Linked DNA regions of Homo sapiens: region 1 is linked to region 2. The links are chromatin loops, found by intact Hi-C in ENCODE. Cell type or tissue: heart left ventricle. All regions are shown on one strand. Links, peaks and the distances in the headings refer to the core of each region. The heading gives the core; the rest is flanking DNA. Region 1 has its middle 48 kb from the start of NPY5R. Region 2 holds the start of NPY5R (neuropeptide Y receptor Y5).

The links. Peaks named below come from ENCODE experiments on the same cell type or tissue, not always from the same donor. Only the 100,000 strongest peaks of a DNase experiment are listed, where the experiment ranks them.
Region 1: a loop joins it to region 2, with 2.0 times the contacts of the local background. A loop is called at or near these places in 2 of 110 quality-filtered maps.

The regions. Positions count from the first base shown.
Region 1 is chr4:163,386,609-163,397,863 of GRCh38, forward strand. No RefSeq gene overlaps it. Among named protein-coding and RNA genes, the nearest start is that of NPY5R, 48 kb to the left of the region's middle. In heart left ventricle, for the core only: no CTCF peak of the experiment used is centred there; no DNase peak of the experiment used is centred there; H3K27ac peaks cover 478 bases.
Region 2 is chr4:163,338,461-163,349,715 of GRCh38, forward strand. NPY5R (neuropeptide Y receptor Y5) reads left to right here and starts at 5,432. Exons shown (of 4, transcript NM_006174.4): 1 at 5,432-5,540; 2 at 7,254-7,293; 3 at 8,992-9,062. It also overlaps a transcript of NPY1R not described here. In heart left ventricle, for the core only: no CTCF peak of the experiment used is centred there; a DNase peak (open chromatin) is centred at 5,881; H3K4me3 peaks cover 2,302 bases; H3K27ac peaks cover 1,071 bases; H3K27me3 peaks cover 4,290 bases.

The sequences.
Region 1 (11,255 bases), core at 3,210-8,209, 48 kb after region 2:
TTATTCTGTGGAATAACATTCTTCTATGTGGAATTCTTCTATGTGGAAATCACATAGAAGAAAGTTGAAAGAATTGTTGAAGCAATGTCTTTGAGCAGATTAGAGTAAATGGAATATTAGTGCATAAGTGGTGAGGTTAGCCTTAGATAAAGACTCATCTGTAGAAACAACAGATAGATGGCAGAGCATATACAGGACAGATTGAGGCTGGCTACATACTTTGTGACCCAAATGCAAAATGAAAACATGGGGCCCTGGTTAAGGGAAGTCAATCTATTTTCCTCAGGAGCTGGCTGCCCCAACCACAGTGGATGGGCATATTAAGTTAAGGTTCTCCAGAGAAGCAGAACCTGTAGGGTGTGTGTGTGTGTGTGTGTGTGTGTCTGTGTGTGTGTGTATGTGTGTGTGCAATTGTTGAGGCAAGAAAGTCCAAAATCTTCCTTCCCAGGCTGGAAACCTGGAAAGAACTGACGCTGCAGTTCAAGTCCGAAGGTAATCTGCTGGCAGAATCCCCTCTCACTTGTGATGGGTCAGTCTTTTGTTGTATTGAAGCCTTCAACTAATTGGAAGAGGTCCACGCACGCATATTATGGAGGGCAATCTGCTTTAAAAATCTACCAATTTAAATGCTAATTGCATCAAAAATACCCTTATAGAAACATTCAGAATAATGTTTGACAACATATCTGGGCATTTTGGTCCCACCAAGTTGACACATAAAATTAACCCTCACAATGGGTAACCCCTGAAGAGACTACATCTTTTCCCCAAGATGTACTCAGGACTTGGATCAGAAGTGGGCGAGAGGCCCCTGCCTAGATGCCTGTTGCATGAACTGTCCAGCTGCCACACCAGCTTTCCTTGCCTTGCTCCGAGATGCCCACAGGGGTGTGCCTGACCCTGACCCACCCTGCACTAGGGCCCAGGTCTTCTTCCGGGCATGGAGGGTGACAGCAGAATTCAGACCACCAGTCCAACCCAACCTGCAACCCTATGTGGAGGGTGTCAGGGGAGGGGAAGGCTGGGGCAGAGATTGAGTGAACAAGAACCCATCTGGGTCAGGCAGAGAAGCAGTACGAGGCAGGACCTGTGAGCTGTTTCCAAGTCCCTCAAGGGTGCTCTGTTGTCATATTGGACTTCACACAAAACACGAATTCAAAGACAAAAGTGTTAAGAATTGTTATTTTAAGACGGGATCCACAGAGGATTAAACCCTGAGTGCAGTGCCTTCTGAGTATGGGTCCCTATGTGATTGCACTTGTCCCACAGCCATGAAGTGAGTGTAGTCCCTTCTAAGCATGGGTCCATAGGTGATTGCGCTGGTCCCACAGCCATAAAGTGTAACCCAGCCCAGATGGAGATAGGTAATGTCTTAGTGAAGCTTGCGGAATTTTTGATTACTTTTATTTTCTCAATAAAAAGAGATTATCAACTAAGGAAAGAATTAGTGGTGGTGCTCTTAGGAGACAAAAAGAAATTAAATCATTTAGGAGGAGTAGAAGAGAGAGGAAATGAACTAGAGAAAGCAGCTCAAGGGCCCTATTTGCATTTAAGTAATGAATTTTTAAAAAGACCAAGCCACAAGATGGTGTGATTTTCTCCAGCCACATTCAGATGTGTAGGTGCAGCAGGGAGGGGTATGTGAAGAGTTGGATTTAACCGGAACTGGAATTTTTTTTTTCCAGGAAAACATGATGAAGGAAAAGAGGGCTAAAGAATTGAGCTTGTATATAAAGAGGTGATATCAATGTCAGAACATGGCCAAAAATAACCCAAAACCAAAACAAAAAACAAAAATCATAGATTTCTTAGTAAATTTCAGACACTTTGTTCCAGATAGATTACCTTCATTATGTCATTAATCTTCAAAACATTATTTGATATTGTATTCATTCATTTCACTGATATTTAAATATTTGTTGAGTACCTATTACGTGGCAAGGACTTTACCTCAGCTGTTGCTCATTCACAGAGGTTTGGACTTTAATGGGGCAGGAAAATCACAATAACCACAAATAAATGAATAGGAAAATTTCAGGTAATGGGAAGTCCTTCAAGGACAATGTAATTGAGTAAGAAAGTACAGACTGAACGTGGTTGGAGAGGATACTAAATCAAGTGTTTTGAAAAAGTCTTTCTGAGATGACAACTGAGCTGAAACAAGGATGAGAAAATACACACTCTCCAACACACACAAAGTTAATTTGAGCAGAGGATGATGAGATAAGGCATACATTCATAAGAGCAGCTGAAATACAGTTAAGCAGATGGGGGCCATTCACTATATAGTCTATGCCTAGCACAGTCTATGTGAATGGTGCCCCTCAGAGATTTGCAGAGCACAACTTGCACATAGGATCCTAAATTAAGGGAACTTAATGTTCAAGTGGGTGTTATATAGCAAATCCTCTGCTGAATTATCTCATCTAATCGCAAACACGTAATTAATGTACACGTATAAATCACTACTCTCTCTGTATACATAATATATATGATAAATATGATATGTTAAATATAAATATATATTGAATATCATATATATTTAAATTACCAACAGCTGTGGATTTCCATTCTCTAGGAATTGGAGAAACTTCTTAACCACGTGAGGTTAAACTCTTTGTTTCTGTTTGTATCTGGTACCTATTTTTCTGTTCTTTTGTTGCTGCTGCTGATTTGTGTGTGTGTTCTCCACTGTTCTTCTGTCACACATGTCTGTGCTTGAATGCCATTTACTTTTAGCAGAAAGCTTATTTAATACTCTGTAGAAAATACCTGGTTTCCACTTCTACGATTACACAAGGTTCATTAAAATACAGAGTCATTACCTATTGTATTGTCTGTGGGGCTCCGATTTTCTTCCCTATGCCCTGCAAAATACCTGTCAACAGTTTTATTTACGAACACTCTGATTGGTTGTCTCTGCTCTGAGTGATGTCTGTTCTTTCATCAGATGTCCCAGTGTTCTCTGGTCTTTCAGCACGGCTTCCCTGGGAAGAAATTTTATCCTCTGTTTCATTATGACAAGGTAAAATTTTTTGATTGGGTATCAACTTAAAAGGACTCTCCATTGGGCAAAAACATGAATATCATAACAGTTATAATACAATGTAATTATCCATATTCTAAATTATATATTCTCCTGGATTTGCCTGTGTAACTCCTTAATGACCATTGTATCACAAAATGAAAAGAACCATAGACTAGGAATCAGAAGGTCTGTGTTCTGGAATTGTTGCTGATACTTATCACCAAGCTACTAAACATTGTTGATTACTATTTTTTCTCTTTAAGCAGGTGTGATGATCCAGGTGTAGCCTACCGTGTTCTTCTGATGACCAAAGAGATAATGTGGGTATAGATGGTTTGTACACCAAAAAAAAAAAAACAAAAAAAAAAACCACACACCACTTTGCAGACCTAAGGCATCATTATACAGGTAATTTTTCTGATGGTGTCTCTGTAACACATTTATTTTAAGATCATAATTAAGAAAGGTCATAAAAGGATACAAGTGAAATGACATCTCTAGCCAAAGATAATTATATGGAATATTGAAACATGACACTATCGCACAAAAGTAAAAATATTTTGCCACGGAAAACCTTGCCCTTACTGTCCAGGAGATGGGGTTAAAGATATTAACAATAATTGATCTTTTTGTGAATATGAGTCATGAGAAATTGAACTGTCCTAATGTACTAATGACTTAAAAGCTTATGAAATGACCAAAATACATTCTTACACATGAGACAGAACATTGTGGCCTTACAAAGTACTGAGGTTATGTAGCTGCCTTAAAAAACACCAAAGCGGAAGAAGTCTTACTGTCTTGTTTAACCCCTGTTTATTGAAGAAATGAAGTTTCATTAACAAATTGTTACTAAAATAAAAAAACTTTAATAAAAAATTGATATGGAGAAAGGGATTTGGAAGGACCATGGAGGTGACAGGAATTCAAAGGATAAATAAATGAATAAGAATAGTTCATTTTAGAAGTGAAGTGACCCCTTTAAATAAAATGAATCTAAGAACTTCCATCAGTTGGCATTGATTGGAGAATCAGCAGATAGAAAGGGGTTGCTGTATTCATTGTTACCAATTCTGTCTCCTTGGTTTTTACTTCTATCTGGGGTTCTCTATTTTTCCTACTGCCATTAATATGCTGGTCCCCAGGGCTTCCCCTTAGTATACCAACAACCCTGCCTTAAATCTTTTAGCCTAAATCTGAATCTATGAAGCCTTAGTCTAAACTGAAACCAGTGTTAAATTTGGATTCTCAGAAATGTCACTTCCACCAGATTTCATGTTCTTGATATCGTAGGTCACAATCCAAGCACAAGTTCCCAATTTCTTCTCTGACCCATCGGTCATTTCCACTCTGCCTAACAGATCATTCATTTACATGTTAAACCTCTTCACAGGATACTACCTTTACTATCTAGATTAAGTAGAAAACTTCCCTCTTCAAAAACACCACATTCCCTGTAGCCATCTAAGCAGAAAATGTCCATCCTCTCAATCTACCAAATCTACCAAAATATCGAAATGTGGAGAATTTTTAGTCTGAATAAATTAGAAGCCAGAGAGTTTTCAACAGAGAAGTGATATGATCTATTAAACTTTTTGAAAGAGCCACTCTGAGTGACATAAGTGAGTGAACACAAAAAGGAATATATTTCAATAATCCAAGTGATTGATAATGGTCTCTTGCACTAGCATGTTAGTGATTAGAGGTGGTTAAAACATGGTGAGGCCTTGAATATTTTTAAAGGTAGAACTATCAACATTTGATGTTGAATTGGAAGGGGATGTGAGAAAAGAAGAGGCAAATATGTCTTGTGTGTATGCACACGCGAGTGTGTGTTTATTTCCTAATCAGGAGGGTGAAAGAGGTTGTCATATTGATCTGGAGAAGACTAGGGAGGGAAGAGGATTATTTAGTAGGGGTGGTGGTAAAGAAGTTCAAAAATTCTGCTTTGGACATGTGAGTTTAAAATGCCAATTAGATATTTATGAAGAGATTGTTAAAAAAAAAGAAAGAGAGAGAGACTGAATTGTCAAATTTGGGATTAAGGGAAGAGTTTGGAGCTGGATACATAAATTTAGAAGTTTTCTGAACAGAGGTGGTATTTAAAGGCTTGAGACTGGAGATTACTCAGAGAATAAATACACCCAGAGAAGATTAACAATACAAATACTGTACACACAAATGTAGATAGGATGTGGTAGAATGACAAGGGATACCGAGAAGGAGCAACAAGGGAAGCAGAGAGAATCAAGAGAGAAAGGCCTTTTGAGAACAAGTGAAAAAAAGCTTCTCAAGCAGGAGGAAACCATCAATTGATGCTGACAAGTCCAAATGATGATAAAAGGACAGATATTTCCAGGAAATAGTTCTTTGGATTTAGGAGTTCTCGGTGTGGACAGCTCATTTCCTGCATTTAATTGAGGATCTTTAGAAAGCCCTGTCACTAGAGAAAAATAATGTTTTCCAAGTTTCCAAAGAACCCATTTTAGATGAAACTCTAGGTATGAACAATAGTCAGCAATAACAACAATGGCAAAGATAGATAACATAATTAGGAATAAACAAAATAAGAAAAGTATAGGATCTGAATGAAAATAAAAGCTTTACTGAGGGATACCGTGGTGGGAAGAATAAGGGCCCTCCAAAGATGTCTGTGTTATAATTCCTGAAACCTGTGAACAAATTACCTTGCTTGGCAAAGGGAACTTTGCAGATCATATTAAGGATCTTGAGATAAAGTGATTATTCTACATTATCCGGGTAGTCCCAAAGTAATCGCTACGGTCTTTAAAAGAGGAAGGCAGGAGATCAGAGTCAGAGGACATGTGACTCTTCTGAAAGAGGTCAGAGGGATATGGGGCTACTCGCAAGGAATGCAGTCAGCCTCTAGAAGCTGAAAAAGATAAAGAAATTGTTTCTCCCATAAAGCTCTGCCAACTCATTTTAGACCTCTGACTTCAAGAACTTTATGGTAATGCATTTGTTTATTCTCTAAGCCACTATACTTGTGGTAATTTCTTACAACCAAAAACAGGAAATTGATACAGATTTTAAAAGACTTGAACCAATAGTAAGAAATCCCTTATCATTCATAGAGAGATATCTGTATATGCCTGGAAAGGTTTTTGGGAAGACTCCCAGTTGGATAGTAAGACTTGGAACAGCCTTAGGGGAGAACATTTTACTTCATCTTTTATCCTCTTGTGCTGTTAGAATCTTTTTTTAAAAAATTAACCATCTGTATGTATCACTTTTTATACATTTTTGAACATGCCTCCAATGGGATGAAACTTAAACCAATTCATTTCTAGTCACTGCACTAGGGTAGTTTCACCCACCATTAGTGAGTCAGAATACTTCTGCCACTGTGAAGGACAAGAAGGTTTTGAGAAAGAAATGTGTGAACAGTTGGTTTGTCCTGCTGCCCTTAAATTTAAGCAGTCATGTTTTATACCTTAGCATAGAAACATACAAAACCTAGAATCATAGAGAAAATGTAGCTAAGGTTTTCAAGCTTTGCCAGATACTCTGCAGACCAAATAATATCGAATCATCAAATGATAGTGTTTTCTTATATTTATAAATTATAATAGCTTTGAGGCAAATTTTGTATATCTACCCGTTATTGTTCATTTCCTCCTAGAAAAATGATTTAAATCAGGGGGGAAAAAGAATGATAGAACAGTTCATGAATAATAGCTCAAGGTTTAGATAAATGAGGATTTTGGTAGAGAACTGCGGTTATTCAGTATATGGTATTTTACTTGAATAATAACTGGGTAATGTGTGAAAAGGCATAAATGTGGCTGTTTAAGCAAGCAGCGTGTTTTACTTAATGCAAATCACTAAGATGCAAATCCCTTTTGCAAACCCTCAGCATGTCTGTTTCATTATAAAATGATGCCACTGACGATGATCAAAGCAATAACTGTGTGTATGACTGAGAAGAACAAGATGCAATCAACAGGGCTTTCCTATTTGGGGACATTTACAAAACTAATATTTGCTTATTGTGGTAGACAGTTGTTTCTTGCTTTTTCAACCGCAAACTATTCGGATTGCTGCACATTCACTGTTAGGCTACATGTTGCTGTTCTTTCTCGGAAGGCCACACGTGATATCATTTGCTGTCGTACTTTCATGTTTCCTCAGGTTACCACACTTTGGTTCTATATAACAAACTACATAGGATGGTACAGGACTTCAGTCTTATTCAAGGATATCATAAATTTAACCAATTCACCTACTACTACCTATATTCCCTAATAACTATTTTTAAAATTCCAAAGCCCAGCAATATTTCTAGTAAACACAATTTTGGCATTCTATCCTTACACACTAAAATAAACCTTTTCTTTCTACATAAAGAAGCTTCATAATATTTTATAAAATTGGCCTAAAATAGTAGACATGCTTATTTTTTAAATATGAGAATTTTACTTGAATAGAAAGTACCATGTACTTCACTACTCTTTCATAGAATTTGAATACAAATTGTATGCTCCTTGGAAACTTAGCATGTATATTGCAACCAAAGAATCTCTTAATTTTTTCCTGTTAATATTAATCTTTTTCATGTTCCCAAAAGTATTCATTTCTAGCTAAGAAATTCAAATGCTGTAAAGCAGGATTTACATGTTATTAGATAATAATGGAAACTGAATGTGAATTCAGAAGATAACTACTACATAAAGGCAGTGATTTGATCCTTCAGTGATTGTAGTTTCTTCCATTTTTCTTTTTACTGTTTAATTCTGAGAGAAAGCAAATAAAGAAACTGGTGTGATGCTCACTCGACAGGGGTTTTCAATGATGTTCATTTGACTTCATGAATTTGGGTTTGCAAAACAGGCACTTGGTACTTTACCTGTAATTAACAGGTGTTGTCATCAGCAAAATCAAGGCTGTGCCACTGATAGCATTTACTATAAAAATTTTACAACTTTAGGACCATAGTTAATAGTAGTGTACAGCAGTCTTCTCTTATTTGCGGGGAATAAATTCTAAGACCCCTAATGGATTTCTGAAATTGCAGAGAGTACCAAACCCTATACATGCTACGTATTTTTTCCTTATGTATACACACCTATGATAAGGTTTAATTTATAAATTAGGCACAGTAAGATATTAACAATTATTAATATTAACAAAACAATGATAATACATATGCTGTAATAAAAGTTATATGAATGTAGTCTCTCTCTTTTTCTAAAAATATCTTACGGTGCTGAACGCACGTTTTTTCTTGTAATGATGTGAGATGATACAATGCTCTACATGATGTCATGAAGTGAGGTGAATGACACAGGCATTGTGACCTAGCATTAGGCTACTATTGACTCTCTGATCATTCGTCAGAAACAAAATCATTTGCTTTGGGTGATCCTGGATCATGAAGCCATGATGGTGTTGATGGTTGGATGTCAGATGCAGATGATGTTGGTGGCTAACTAGAGAGTAGTGTATATAGGAAGGATTCACTTCCTGAGCAGGATGGAATGGGATGGCACAAAATTTCATCACACTGCTCAGAACAAGACAGAATTTAAAACTCATGAATTGTTTATTTCTGGAATTTTCCACTTGATACTTTCAGACTGCAGCTGACCCTGGGAAACTGCAACCATTGGAAAGTGAAACCACAGATAAGGGATGACTACTGAATTGTATTTGGGATTTTTGCTAAATGAGTGGGTTACAGCTGCTCCTGCCATAAAAAAAACTATGTAACTATGTAAGATGAAGATAAGGAATCATCATGATGTTATGAAATACAAAGAGATAAGAAAAAGATGCAAACTACTATGCATCACTATTGTAACCGTTTTCCTATTTGTATTCCATAACGTCATGTTTTGTAAATTAAGTATATACAATAAAATTTATTTTAAAAAAGAATTTATATGTTCTCCATTCACCAGTATTAATGAAAACAGGACATTTAGCAATTGCCAAATATATCATTTGTCATAAAATAATACTGAAATGTGGAAGGTTTTAAACAAACATGGTTTCAAATGTAACCTTTTTCTTAACATTATCAAGTATTGCTAATGTGATAGTTAATTATTGTTAATGCAACACTCTATAAAAGGCGCTATGTTCTTTCTCTGCTCACTTGAAACAACAAAATATTCATGACAACAGCCATTTAGGCTTCTCATAATCTATATATTTATGAAATGTGAGCCCTATGCTATGCACAGTATAATTCACTAAGCATAATTGAATAGCGAACAATATAGAGTGGGGTTGACAGTTTAGAGTCCTCCACGTTAAGGAAATGGTGAAAACTCTCTGCTGGATGCAATGGCTTCCATTCTCTCCTTTCACTTTCTGTTTGTCTTCAATTTTGCCGGCCTCCAGTGTTGGAGAATGCGATGAGGTATTATCTGCTCTTTTTGCTTAAAAGTCATTTGGCAATTCCCAGTCTAAAGAGATAGCAGGTGTTACTGTGTCTGAGGCCCACTCAGTCAGTTTTCTGGGATGGTGAGCTGTCTCTCGAAGTGAAAAAGAGAGAAAAATAAGTCTTGTGATAAAGCTCCAAATATGTAATCTTGAATGAAGCATGTTGTATTTCTAATCAGTGGGAAACTTTGAAGCTACTCGGCCATTCATTTAAACTTTATATCTTTGTCTTTGAAGCTTAAAAGGAATGTAGTTTCTAATCTATGATGTATTATTCATTTTATTAAACACAAAATTTTATTATATTTCAGTCTTTTAATCAAAATTTTAATCATATTGATATTTATCAATGTATTCATTCATGCATCCTATCAACAGACATTTATTTAATGTCTACCACATGGAAAATATTGTAATAGGCAATAGGGATACAGAGTATAACACAGACCTGGGTCCTACGCTTATTAAACTTTTTATTTTACTCAATTATAGATATTAAACAATTCTGTTTTGCTAGGCATAGTATTTCTCTTTGCTAGAATCTGCCTTGAACACTTGAGATGCTGACTCTTTATGACTAGAGGATAGAAAACTTGTTTTCTTTTTTTACTTTTGCTTTTTGTAGATGTAGAATCTTGCTCTGTCACTCAGGATGAAGTGCTGCTGTGTGATCTTAGCTCACTGCAGCCTCAGACTCCTGGGCTCAAACTATCCTCCTGCCTCAGCCTCTGAAGTAACTGGGATTATAGGTGCACACCACCATGCCTGGATTTTTTCTTTTCTTTTTTTTTTTTTTTGTGAGACAAGTTCTCACTATGTTGCCCAGGCTGGTCTCAAATTCCTGGGCTCAAGTGATCCTTCTGCCTCAGCCTTCCAAAGTGTTAGGATTATGTCAGCCACTGTGCCTGGCCACAGTTTTCTTTAGTAAAAGGGTCCCAAAGTAGGGTTGCTTGGGCCATGATGTGTTATACAATTTAGCTAAGCAGATATTTCACTACAGGCAATCTCTTTGCATGGTTCTGATATGTATACATTTCAGTTATTACGGTTTAGTTAAACATTACTAGTTTCTATCAACGCAGTTCATATTTCAGTTACCATGGTATATTAACTGTAATTGCATAAAGCACCAACTTCACCGCTAGCTCTTTTTTTTTTTTTTTTTTTTTTTAAGATAGAGTCTCGCTCTGTCACCCAGGCTGGAGTGCAGTGGCGCGATCTCCGCTCACTGCAAGCTCCGCCTCCCAGGTTCATGCCATCCTCCTGCCTCAGCCTCCTGAGTAGCTGGGACTACTGGCGCCCGCCACCACGCCCGGCTAATTTTTTGTATTTTTTTTTTTTAGTAGAGACGGGGTTTCACCGTGTTAGTCAGGATGGTCTCGGTCTCCTGACCTCGTGATCCGCCCGCCTCGGCATCCCAAAGTGTGGGATTACAGGCGTGAGCCACCGCGCCCGGCCACCACTAGCTCTTTAGTCTACATATCACTACCGAAATAACAGATGTGCATCATGATCAATGACAAAACACACCACTTTCAAAGTCTGTTGGTGATCGGTTGTGGCACATCTCTTATTTGGTTCATGTTCAGATAGCAAGGCAAGTAGTTTCATTTCTTCCTTGTTTTTCAGTGAAAACACATGATATTTTACAAAAAAAAAAAAAAGATGACTGAAAAAGGGAATTGGCCAATAAAGACACAGGTGCAGCAAAGAAACAAAAAGTGATAATGCCGTGAATGAAATTCAAATCAAACATAAGTGCAGTCATAGAAGAATTAGCTAATTATAGAAATATTGACACAGATGCAGTTTGAGAGAC
Region 2 (11,255 bases), core at 3,641-8,640:
CGTTTGTTGCTGAGTGACATCACCCACACATGTAAGTCTCCTCTCTACTTTCCCCTTCTGCCCCTTCTAGGTGGTACCCCACATCATTGTCTCTAGAAGTTCTCTTGCTAGGAGGGACTACTCCTGTCATGCAACCTCCTGCAAGTGCCACCCAAATAAACTTGTGCTTTTAGTGGTCTTGTTTCTTCCTTGACCAACCCCCAAATTACCAGAATCCACCAGAGATCCCAATCTTAATCTTCTCCTTTTTTCATTCTTAACACACAAATACACCCTCTGCTATCAACTACATGCTTGCATGTACCCAACCCTCAATCTTTACCAAAAGTACAGATCCCTCTCAGGTTTCCTTGGACATTGTGCTTCTCTGCTTATGGACCTGATCAGTAGCATCATTCTTCTCCCTCAAGCCAGAACCTAAGAATTGTCCCATGTATTCCCGTCTCTCACTCTCACTCACAAATCCAACTGGTCTCAGATTGCCACTGATTTTATCTCCTAAGTATCTCTCACGTGTGTTCTTTCACCTCTATCAAGCTCTACTTATTTCTTTTCTAAATGGTCTAAATCCATCAGTTTCTTTCACAGCCATCCAGTCATACAGCTTCCCAGTTTAAATCTTTTAGCTGCTTTCCATCCAGGTGTCTCAAGTGAAGGGCCAAAGACATCCTTTTTAATCAACATTTTCAGTATCATCCTCTACCCTATACACTGCAGTCATACGAAACCATTTACATGATTCTGAATGCCTCATACTCTCTCACCTTCATGCTATTACAACACTTCTCGATTCTCCATCCCCTCCATCTGCCTGTTTAACTCTTACCAACCCTTTACATTTCAGTTCAAGTGTCTTCTCAGGTATAAAGCCCTCTGTTACATCCCCAGTTTATTTTTAAGAATGAATTACCCAGGAATATAAATAAGAAATAAACCTAGAGTTTATTTCAATTGCAGAACTTATCACATTGTATTGCCATTAATTATGTAGCTGCACATATCTACAACTATACTCTGATTTCTTACTGACAGTGACTGTTTTTTTTTCATCTCTTAAACTTAGGAGCCTGGAAGGGCATCTAACACATTATAAGATACTGAAGAAGTTTTGTTGAAAGATTGAAAAACTAGGAATAGGGTAGGACTACAAAAATTTTTGAATATCACAAATCAAGCCCATTTGTTCATCTCAAACATTAAAAAAGTGTCTTCAGCATTTGCAGCTATGATGGATGATTGCTACTTTATGCATATACATTTTATGCATAGTCTGCTTACTAATACACTCCTTCTGATGATCTGCCTCATATTTTTGGATATTCTTATGTGTTAGCTCTGCCTCCTCTATTAGGTATAAACTTGAATATGGACCCTACTTCCTTTGAAAATGCTTATAATGTCTACTTGAGGAACGGTCTCATATTTTTTTCTACCTGTTCAATAACATATTTTAATAGCTGTATTACGTGTGAGAATAAGACTAAGAATGTGGTAACATACATTTTAAAAGGCATATCATTCAACTTTTGGTCCTGAGCTTATGCTTTGAACAGTTCTGTAAACATTCTTTTTAAAGATTAAAACAAACCAATATACCAAATATAAACAAACCGTTTCCCTTTCATTTCCACTTAAATATAGTAAAGCTATATTTAGACTTATAATTAGATTTAAAATATTAACTACAAAAAATAGATAGGAAATGGAAACATTTTTAAAAATATTACAGGATACTTATCTTTTCTCAGAGGAGTTTTAAACTACAAAAGGAAATAATTGTATGGCCTATATATGGATTGACATAATAAAATGTTATATTTTCAAAGGAATCCATGCTCTCTTCTTGTACATATATATATATATATATTTGTGCTGCAAAACTGAAAAACAATGTAATTAAAGAATGAAGTACTGATATGTAAGACAGCCATAACTTTTTGAAATGAATACATGAAATATAGTTAATACTAGCTGCAGAGAAGAGAATGTGCCAATAATAATGGAAAACTTTAGCATCAGTATTTTCTTTGTAAATTTTAATATAGAGGGAAAATAAACAATGCCTATGGCTATCAAATTTTTCTGAAGATCTAAAAATATGATTTTTCTACACATATGTTTGTAATGCATGCTAATTAATGGCATAAAGTCATAAGTAGTCAGGTCTCAAAGGGGACTCCAGATCTTCGATTCAAAATATTTCATTTTATAAAGAAAACGAAGACTGAAAAATCAAGTGCCTATCTAAAGCCACACCATTAATTTGAGATCAAGCCTGGCTACAACTCAGGTGTTCTGATAAGTGTCTATTATAAAAATATGTATGTAATACATGAACATATAAAATACATCTGTATCATATCTATGTGTGTATGTATTTTTAACATGAGTATTTGCTAGTAAAAATAATTATACATTCTCTCTGAAAGTCAGTCACTGTTTTATGGTATAATCATTAGGGCATCAAAAGGATAAATAAAGTGTTGCTTAAGGAGCACAGTGTTTATCAGAAGTCAATACAATGTTAATGATGCCCCCGTAGGACCTCACAATTATCGTTAAGTTGCCTGGGAAATGGACTCAATGCACACAATACTTTGGGCTAAACTTCTTTTCAATAGCTTTTGGGTTTTTTTTTTGTTCAAAAAAAAATCATGTATTTCATAATAAGAAGTTGGCTCCTCATTTGAAGTCCTAAATATTGATTTATGTGACAAATTATTACTATTCCAAAGAAATCAATGCAGCATAGAGCATCATAAAATATTTTTGATAACACATCTTTTAAGTATTAAGGATTTAAATTTACCGTGATAGAAAAAGTGGATGAAGAAACATTTACCCTTAAGGAATACAACGAAATTCTCAGAGAAATAAATGCATAAAGTAAAATAATACTGTTTTCTCTAGTTTATTTACCTCTACTTGTTCTATAACTAATATATCAAAGTCAAATATCATTTGAGATTATACCAAAACACTTTAGTAATTGCTTTCCACAAATAGTAGCTGTTATTAAAATGCAGCAGTAGCTTTGACAAGAACCACAGCCATGTTCCTCAGCAAAATACTACCCCAGGAATTGTTGGGTGACTGTTTTATCGTTCAATAATTTGTCTTAGGAGTCCCAAGTCACCTTTAACTTTTACCTTTACAGATAAGCTTTCTTTCATAACTGATAATGAACTGTAATAACAGGGCAATAGCCAGTTTAATTTTGTAACATGCATAAAATCCAACTTAATTTCCCAAATGAGCATTTTATAAATAGTGAGTAGGAAAAATACATAAAACAGAGGTGGACATTACTACTTCTGTTCTGGTATTCCCCTTCGCTAAGATGTTACTCCATAAAATAAAAATAAAATTATTATGTTCTACAAAGAGTAATGATGATCAGTCTCAAATCCCCCCTGGGAAATTTAAAGGTAAAAACACACTTATCTTCATATCTTCCTCTTTATGTAGCATATTGCTTAAATTTGTAAATTTATAATTTCCTCAAAAAAACTCTTAATAACTTGTCCACTCCAAGTGTTCTTAATACTGTGTATTGTCACGTGTATTTAAAGAAGAAATGCCAACTCCTGTTTTTGAGACTTGCTTGTTTGTGGGTGCAGTGGGAAGGGAAAATAGCCAGGTTAATTAGAATCTTTGTATCAGTGGCAGGTAGCCTTTTATTTTCAATACTCTAATAACAGTGACTTCAACCTAAAGGTTCATATCATCAAAATAGAAAACAAATTTGTGGAAAATAAAAAATAAGATTTTTTAATACTTTTAATATGCAAAAGCCTGTAGCATAGACTAGTGTTTTGAAAGTCACAATGGGGTTCACTTGGAATTTGTTTTAAAGACAATGTGTATTTGAAGTGTACATGTTATGACTGTGCAAGAGATGGAAAGATAGAAATTTATGTGGCAATGTGTACTGCATTAACCGCAGAGACAGTGGAGTTAAGAAAGTCTAAAAAACAAGCCTTATTTTCTCAAGGTCATCCCTTCTTGACACTTTCATCCCCTACTCCTTACTGCAGAATCCCAGGTGCCTGCTCAGACGGCCTATTCTGTTAAGCTTTTGGGGAGAATATATTAATATTTCAGAAATAACACACAGAAGAATAAAACAGGAACTGTGTTTACTTGAGTTCTTTAAAAGCTCTTGGATGACTCTTTGACTGATGAAATAGCAATCTATACAGATCCCCTGAGTATTGAATGCTGAAATCCAGCAGAAAGGGGACACAAAAAATTTTCTTTGACCTCTTCTGTAACAGTGATGTCTGCCCCAGATGTTAGAATTACAAGTCACATTGCTCCCAAGGGGTACAGTTCTCTTCGGTTTATCCCACACGACTCTACTCAGCAGGAGATGCTGTCTGTTACATAATAGTTCTCAGTATTAAAGGGTACAATAACTACACCCTTTCTCATGGTAAAGCTATGTCCAAAGACACATGGACATCTACCCAATGTCTCTTTTCTCCCTTCTCTCCTTCTCTCTCTCTCTCTCTCTCACAGACACACACACACACACACACACACACACACACACACACGCGCGCGCGCCTAAAGTACCTGCCACCTAATGATTAGCTAAAAATAAAGCAAACCTGCGCAATACAGATTTGGAAACATTAGGGATGGAAATCATGTTGGGAAGGAACAGAAGGACAGGTTTTCTCTTCTTCTTTTGTGTGGGCTTTTTTCCCGTCTTTTTTTTTTTTTAACCTGTGACAATTCGTTTTTAGCCCTTCGTCTTCTCTTTGCTATTGAATATAGTCTTGAGCAGCGTTGATTTCATTTCAGCTTCACTCCCCTGCTCCTGCCACTTGCCCACACCCACAGCTGCCACTCCTTGGAGTGGGGAAACTTCCCTTCTATTCTGCTGGGCTCATTACCGCAGACGCTGTTGCCTCTCCTGAACATTGGGTCAGCCTCCCCACCTCCACTCTTCCTTACTTCAAAGAGGTGCAAAGGAAGAGCAGTGTTTTGTCTTTTTTCTTTCTTTCTTTCTATCACCACACCACCCCCCACCGTCCCCCACCCCAAACAAAGATAAAACCTGAGAGTCGAAGCTTGTTCTCAGGAATACTAAGAACTTAGGGGCACAGCCATCCTCACACCAGTCCAAGACTTCTCAGAGTTCACTACACAGGGTTGAGGGCTGGACCGGCAAAACTCGATTTGCCCATCAAGTTAACTTGGTCGGCCTGGGACCCGAGGCCAGGGTGAAGGGACGACATCCCGGGGCCCTGTGGCTTCTCCCTAGAGCGCCCAAACAGCGGCGTAGGTCTGGGACGCCCCCGGCCCCCGGCTTTGGAAGAGGCTGGCGCGGAGCAGGCGCCTTGGAGCAGGGTCTCGGGGGTCCCCGGAACAGTCACGTGTTCTCGAGACGCCGTTAAACCCCCGCCCCCTCTTCCCCACCGCCGCCTCCAGGTCCTGCTCCCGCTGCTGCCGCCACCGCCGGGGTGCAGGAGCGATCGCGCTGGGCCGCGCTCCCGGGAGCCCAGGGCCTGCAGCGGCCGGGGCGCCCCGAGGTACGGGCTCCCGCCCCTCCCTGCCAACCCCTTTCGCGCCGGGTAGGCCTGCACCGAGGGGCCGTGGCGGGTCCCCGCGCGGGCTGCGAGTCTGCGCAGGTCCCTGGGAGCCCGCACCCGTCTCTGGTGCCAGGGCGTTGTCGGGGGTCCCAAGAGAGCGGGGTGGGGAAGGTGAAGGGAGCGCGGCTGGAAAAATGGGGATTAGGGTGGCGGAACAGGCACTTGTCAGGAGTGAAGAGACAGCGGAGAGGGTACTGGGCTGAATTCTTTCGTGCCGAGCAGGTCCCTCCGGTTCCCAACTCACCCGGGTGGAGCAGGCGCGGGCCGAACCCGGGAGGAGAGTGTCGGGGATCCGCGAAGGAGCCTCCTGGGGATGGGGCGGGGGATGGACAAAGCGCTGCCCCCGGCTGGACGCGCTCTGGCTGCAGCCCGGCTGGCATCCGGAGCTGGGAACAGCAGCCCGCGGGGTGCCCGGGTCAGGGCTCAACCCTAGCGGGTCTCTGGCGAGGCCGGGGGCGCAGCCCGCGGGGCGCCACTCAGGCCGTCCAGCTGCCGCGCGGTCCAGCGCTGACCCGAGCCCGGGAGGCAGCTGCGCTCTAAGGTTTGCGCTCCTGTTTGCGAGGTGTCTTCATATAACAAATGCGAGCAATAACAAACATCCATAGAACTCGAATTCCAGAAACGGGAATTCTTTTTTCCAAGTTCACAGACCTTTAGTTAATCTTTTAAAGGAACTGAGGCGTTGTGTTGGACCAAAGCCAAAACGATTTTACCTTAGACCATGGAAAATAGCCTAAGGCTCTTTCAGCAGAATTTTGCAGTCCGAATGCAATTTTAGATTTCAGATTTCTCAAGGGAAGAGAAACTCTGCTGTTAGAATTTGGAAGGGAGGGTGGTGCATGCCTGTGTGTTTGTCAGCTGAGCAGAGCTGTATTTATCTTTCCAATTCAAATTGTGCCAGATTCTGGCTTTAAGAACAAACCATGGGAATATTTGAGAACATGGAATCATGCTGCTGTTCCACGATCACAGCAAAACAGACAATAGTTGATATTGTATCATTGCAGGAGGAAAAAGAATTACATATATTTTATTCTTTTGTGTGATTGTCATCCTTTGTGAAAAGAATGATGTGTATTTTCATAAAGCAAAAAATTATTCAAACAAAGAAACCTTATTTAAATGTACAAGTCAGACTTTTAATATCCTTTGAATTCCCTGCAGTTCCTCCTATTATTCTTGAGAACTATCTACTTTCTTAAAATACTTAAAATCTATTCAGAAGGTTTCATTTGTCTAGGTGTCAGATATAGAAGAGTTTATAAGAAAATTCCAGTAAACCTTTAAAAAGATATTATTTTTTATAAGTTGCCATAGTTTAATAAAGAACTTTTATTTTTCACACTTTTTACTCAGAGATTAAAGTTCTGTGTTTCAGCCTGGAAATTCTGATGGTGGGAGATACAACTAATACAAAAGAGAATGAGTAAATATAGTAATTAGGTATGACAAAAGTCTCATGCTGTCAATATCAGATTTCTTGTCAAATAATATTCCATGTTAAAATATTTTTTCTCTGGCTATATTTCATAATTTATATAGCAATTTCAGAAGATTCACATATATCATTACTTTTATAATAGATAAAATATGTTGCATAAAAATGTACAGCACTCGTAATAACACTTGTTGAAATTTGGATTTCCATTGTAGGTCTGCTCATTGTGTTTTTCAGGAAAAAGGAAGGGAAAGGGTAAGTTTAATGGAAAAAATCCTGCTTTTTTGTTTGTTTTTTCATTTTAAGTGCGTTCCTGTACCTTAGATTTTCAACTTAAATCTTATTGTACAAAATTTTCCTAATGTTTAAACTATCCCCTGGCTACCAGGAGGCACTTTTAAAAAAACTACACGTCCACCACCACCCCTCCCCCACCCCCCCTCCCTGCCTCCAGCATTTGCAATATTCATTATTTAGTCGTAAGAAGAAATTCTTCCTTCATTGGAGCAAAGATTCACAGAATGTTCATTCTGTGCAGACTATATATTAGATATTACATGTGTGTATGTTTATGTGGTAGATGGTGTGGGGTGGGGCTAGAGGGAGAGCAGGAGAAAGTTGACTACAGTCACACCAAAATAAAATGAATAAATGAATGTTGAATGAATGAATGCTAAGAGAGAATTTTTTAAATTTGCTTATCAATCTATCAGTAGCTACATAAAGTATTCATTATATTCAGCAGTAATGCATGTGTCCATGCTATAGAGAAATAATATATTACTATCAGTCAGGAGAATGCCATTCATTTATTAATTCATTCATCATCCAATTTGGGGCCTTTTATATCTCAGCAATCTACAGTTACTCAGGGTGTGAGCTTGAATTAATCTATATAGAATATTCTTGGCATAGCACCTTGCATTAGTCGTCTTTATGCTTAGAGCAGAGCAGAGCACCTAGCAGAATATATGTTCAATAAATACTTTTTGAATGAATAAAAGAAGGAACAACTAATCATTCTTAGCTGTTCATTAATAGAAGGAGCCTACCCTTTAAAATTATATATAAATTATCTACTTTCTTAAAATACTCAAATGTTTTAAGGAATGAAAGAAGCATCCTCAGTTTTTTCTCCAGTGTCCAATGAATACTCAAGATGGCATTTATTTCATCTTCTTACTAAGGAGATGTGGTTTTACAATTTAATGCATTCAATATTTTATGTGCATATATTTAAAATAAAAGTTTTAATAACAGACTGCACAGTCGTGGAAATGGATATACTTCTTTTTTCATTTACATTTTTTAAATGTTGTAAATATATCTTACAGTTTTAGTTGCATGTTGCTTGTGTGATAGCCTTTATCAATGAAGTTATCCAAATTTAAAGTGCTAAACTATCTTTATTGTCTGTCTAGGTATCTCCTCCTCATTGCATTTTGGGGCCATTTGAAACATCTATAATTTCAATGGTTCTCTATAAATGTATATATAAAGATACATATACACACATATATATGTACACACAAAAATATAGTCATACTCTATCCTGAATTTTCCCACATTGCCAGAATGATTCATTTCTGTTATTTTAAAGCAAGGGAAATTAAACTGCTTTTCTAAAACGATTGGTAAGAAATATTTACTTAGCATCCACTATGTGTAATATGCTTTATTAAACATCATTTCTAGAATGAAAATAATTAAGAGTTTTATCTCCATTCGAATATAATAGAGAGGTCTAACCACATGGAATGGAGAAAAATCTGAATTTTAGACTCAAAACTACATTGTTTCTATTACCACAAATTGTGCTGCATCTTCTCTTTCTTCAAAAAATTTTGGACAGCAATTTTACACTAAGTAAGTATCATCCACAGTTACATGTTCCAAAAAGGCACAAAGCCGTTGTAGAAGGGGCCATCTAATTTCTCTCTTGTTCTTGCTTAGGTGTTACAAGGAAAGGCTATCGGTAACAACTGACCTGCCACAAAGTTAGAAGAAAGGATTGATTCAAGAAAGTAAGTCAAGAGAAGAACAACTAAGCAGGATTGCAGTTACAAGCAGCCTGTACACAATTATAAATATAAATAGGATCATGAATAAGCTGAATTGAGCCAGGGGATCATCAGAACTCAGGAAATTAGGCAAAAGCACCAGTCAAAGCTGTTTTGATTAGAAGCTTGCTGACCTATCCAGAGTAGGTGCTGAGAGGCCATTGACTGGGAATATGATGAATAATATGATTCAGTAGGTCATGCGAGTCACTTTTGTACCAGGTGTTCTTTGTCATTGAGGCAATATCAATGTAAATTGTTGGCTAGGGTCTAAGAATGAATGAATACAATCCTAAGTCTTTGAATTAACTTATCCTTTAAAAGGATGTAGTTAGCTTCCAGAAAATAATTTGGTCAACATAGAATCACTTGTAGAAGTTGTGAAAAACTTGTAACTTTTCTCATAGCACAATGATGACTCTGTCATCCTGTTTGAAACTTGCTACACATAGAACTGAAGTTAAACTTATTTGTAATGAATGTATGTACACAATAGTATTTGCCATTTGGAAATTTATTGAACGAAGACCTGCAGGTCCCTCATAAATTAAAGATAACAGTGTTTACTATTAATTTAAATAAACATGTATTTTTATAGTTTTAGTATAATTATTCAATTATAGATCTAGAAATAAGTAGATAAACATATATTGATAGGTAACAAAAGTGGTTTTTTAACTATATATATCACAATCTCTACGACAATGTATTTATTGGAATTAATTTCTTTGTTGGTTTGTGTTTTCTGTAGGAAATTCTTGTTAAAAGAACATTAAAGTGGCTGGGCACAGTGGTTCATGCCTCTCATGCCTATAATCCCAACAGTTTGGGAGGCCAAGGTGGGAGGTTTACTTGAGGCCAGGAGTTTGAGACCAGCCTGGGCAACATAGCCAGGCCCCATCTCCACAAAAAATAGAAAGATTAGCCAGATGTAGTGGCACGTGCCTGTAGTCCCACGTGCCTGTAGTCCCAGCTGCTTGGGAGGCTGAGATGAGAGGATTGCTTGAGTCCAGGCGTTCAAGGTTACAATGAGCTGTGGTCACACTACTGCACCCCAGCCTGGGCAACAGAATGAGACCCTTTTTCTAAGAAAAATAAAAAGGTAAAAAAAAAAAAAAGTCCTTTTTTTTTTAAACGAGAGGAGGGAGTCCTTTTGCCTCTTATTGGTATGTTATAGGCAATTTAGTGCTTCATCAGGCAGTAGCATCAAAAGTCTAATATGTAGAGGTAAATACGTAATGCCATTGATGTATGACATTAATTTAATTTGAAATGAAGAAAACTTATTACCGGGAGTTATATTAATATCACTGCTACATTTACGTTTAAGGTATAATGTTTTCCTTGAACAATGAATTCATTGACTCGTTCATAAGCCAAAATCTATACACAGTTTTTAAATTAATCAACAGGTGAAATTTGATTGTTTGTTTTTTTAAAACGCCAACAGCCTGCTAGTCTGTCAGTGGTTGTCCTAATCAGAGATAATCTGGCACATCTCAAACCATTGAGGATTGGTCACAGAAAGATGTCATCATCCAGCATTGCGTCCACACAGTCAACAGTAGAGTTTGATAAATATATTTAATGAGTGCCTACTATATGCATCTGGGTCATGAGATAGTGATCCTATTCTCAAGGAGCATAAATTTGAACATTGTACGAACTAGGTGATATTTGTTACTAGAGTTTTGTTTGAACGTTTTATTCTCTCATAAACATTTATTTAATACCTGCAGTGATGAAGTTACTCTGCCATGTATTGGGATGGATTCCAAAGTGAGTAAGAGATAGTTTCTGCTTTTCCATTGCTTGTAAATAAACAAGGTAGATGGGTAGGCATTATAATGCAATGAAAGCAGATTATGATATGTAGCATCAGACAACTGTAAACAGAATGTAACAGGAGTTCTGAAGAGGAGATCATGTCCAGCCGAGTTGACCAGGACAAGTGACTTTTAAGTTTGGCCTAGATTGAGATAGAAATAAATGGAATTTTTATGATAAGATTATGTGACTATACTACATACCAGGTATATTGACTTGGAGAATAATATTAATGAGTGATTGCAAAGCATGTATCTTGAAGTTCTTGTCTACATTTGCCTTTTTCTTTCCTTACGTTATTTACTACAGAAATTTTAAAAATGCAATCTA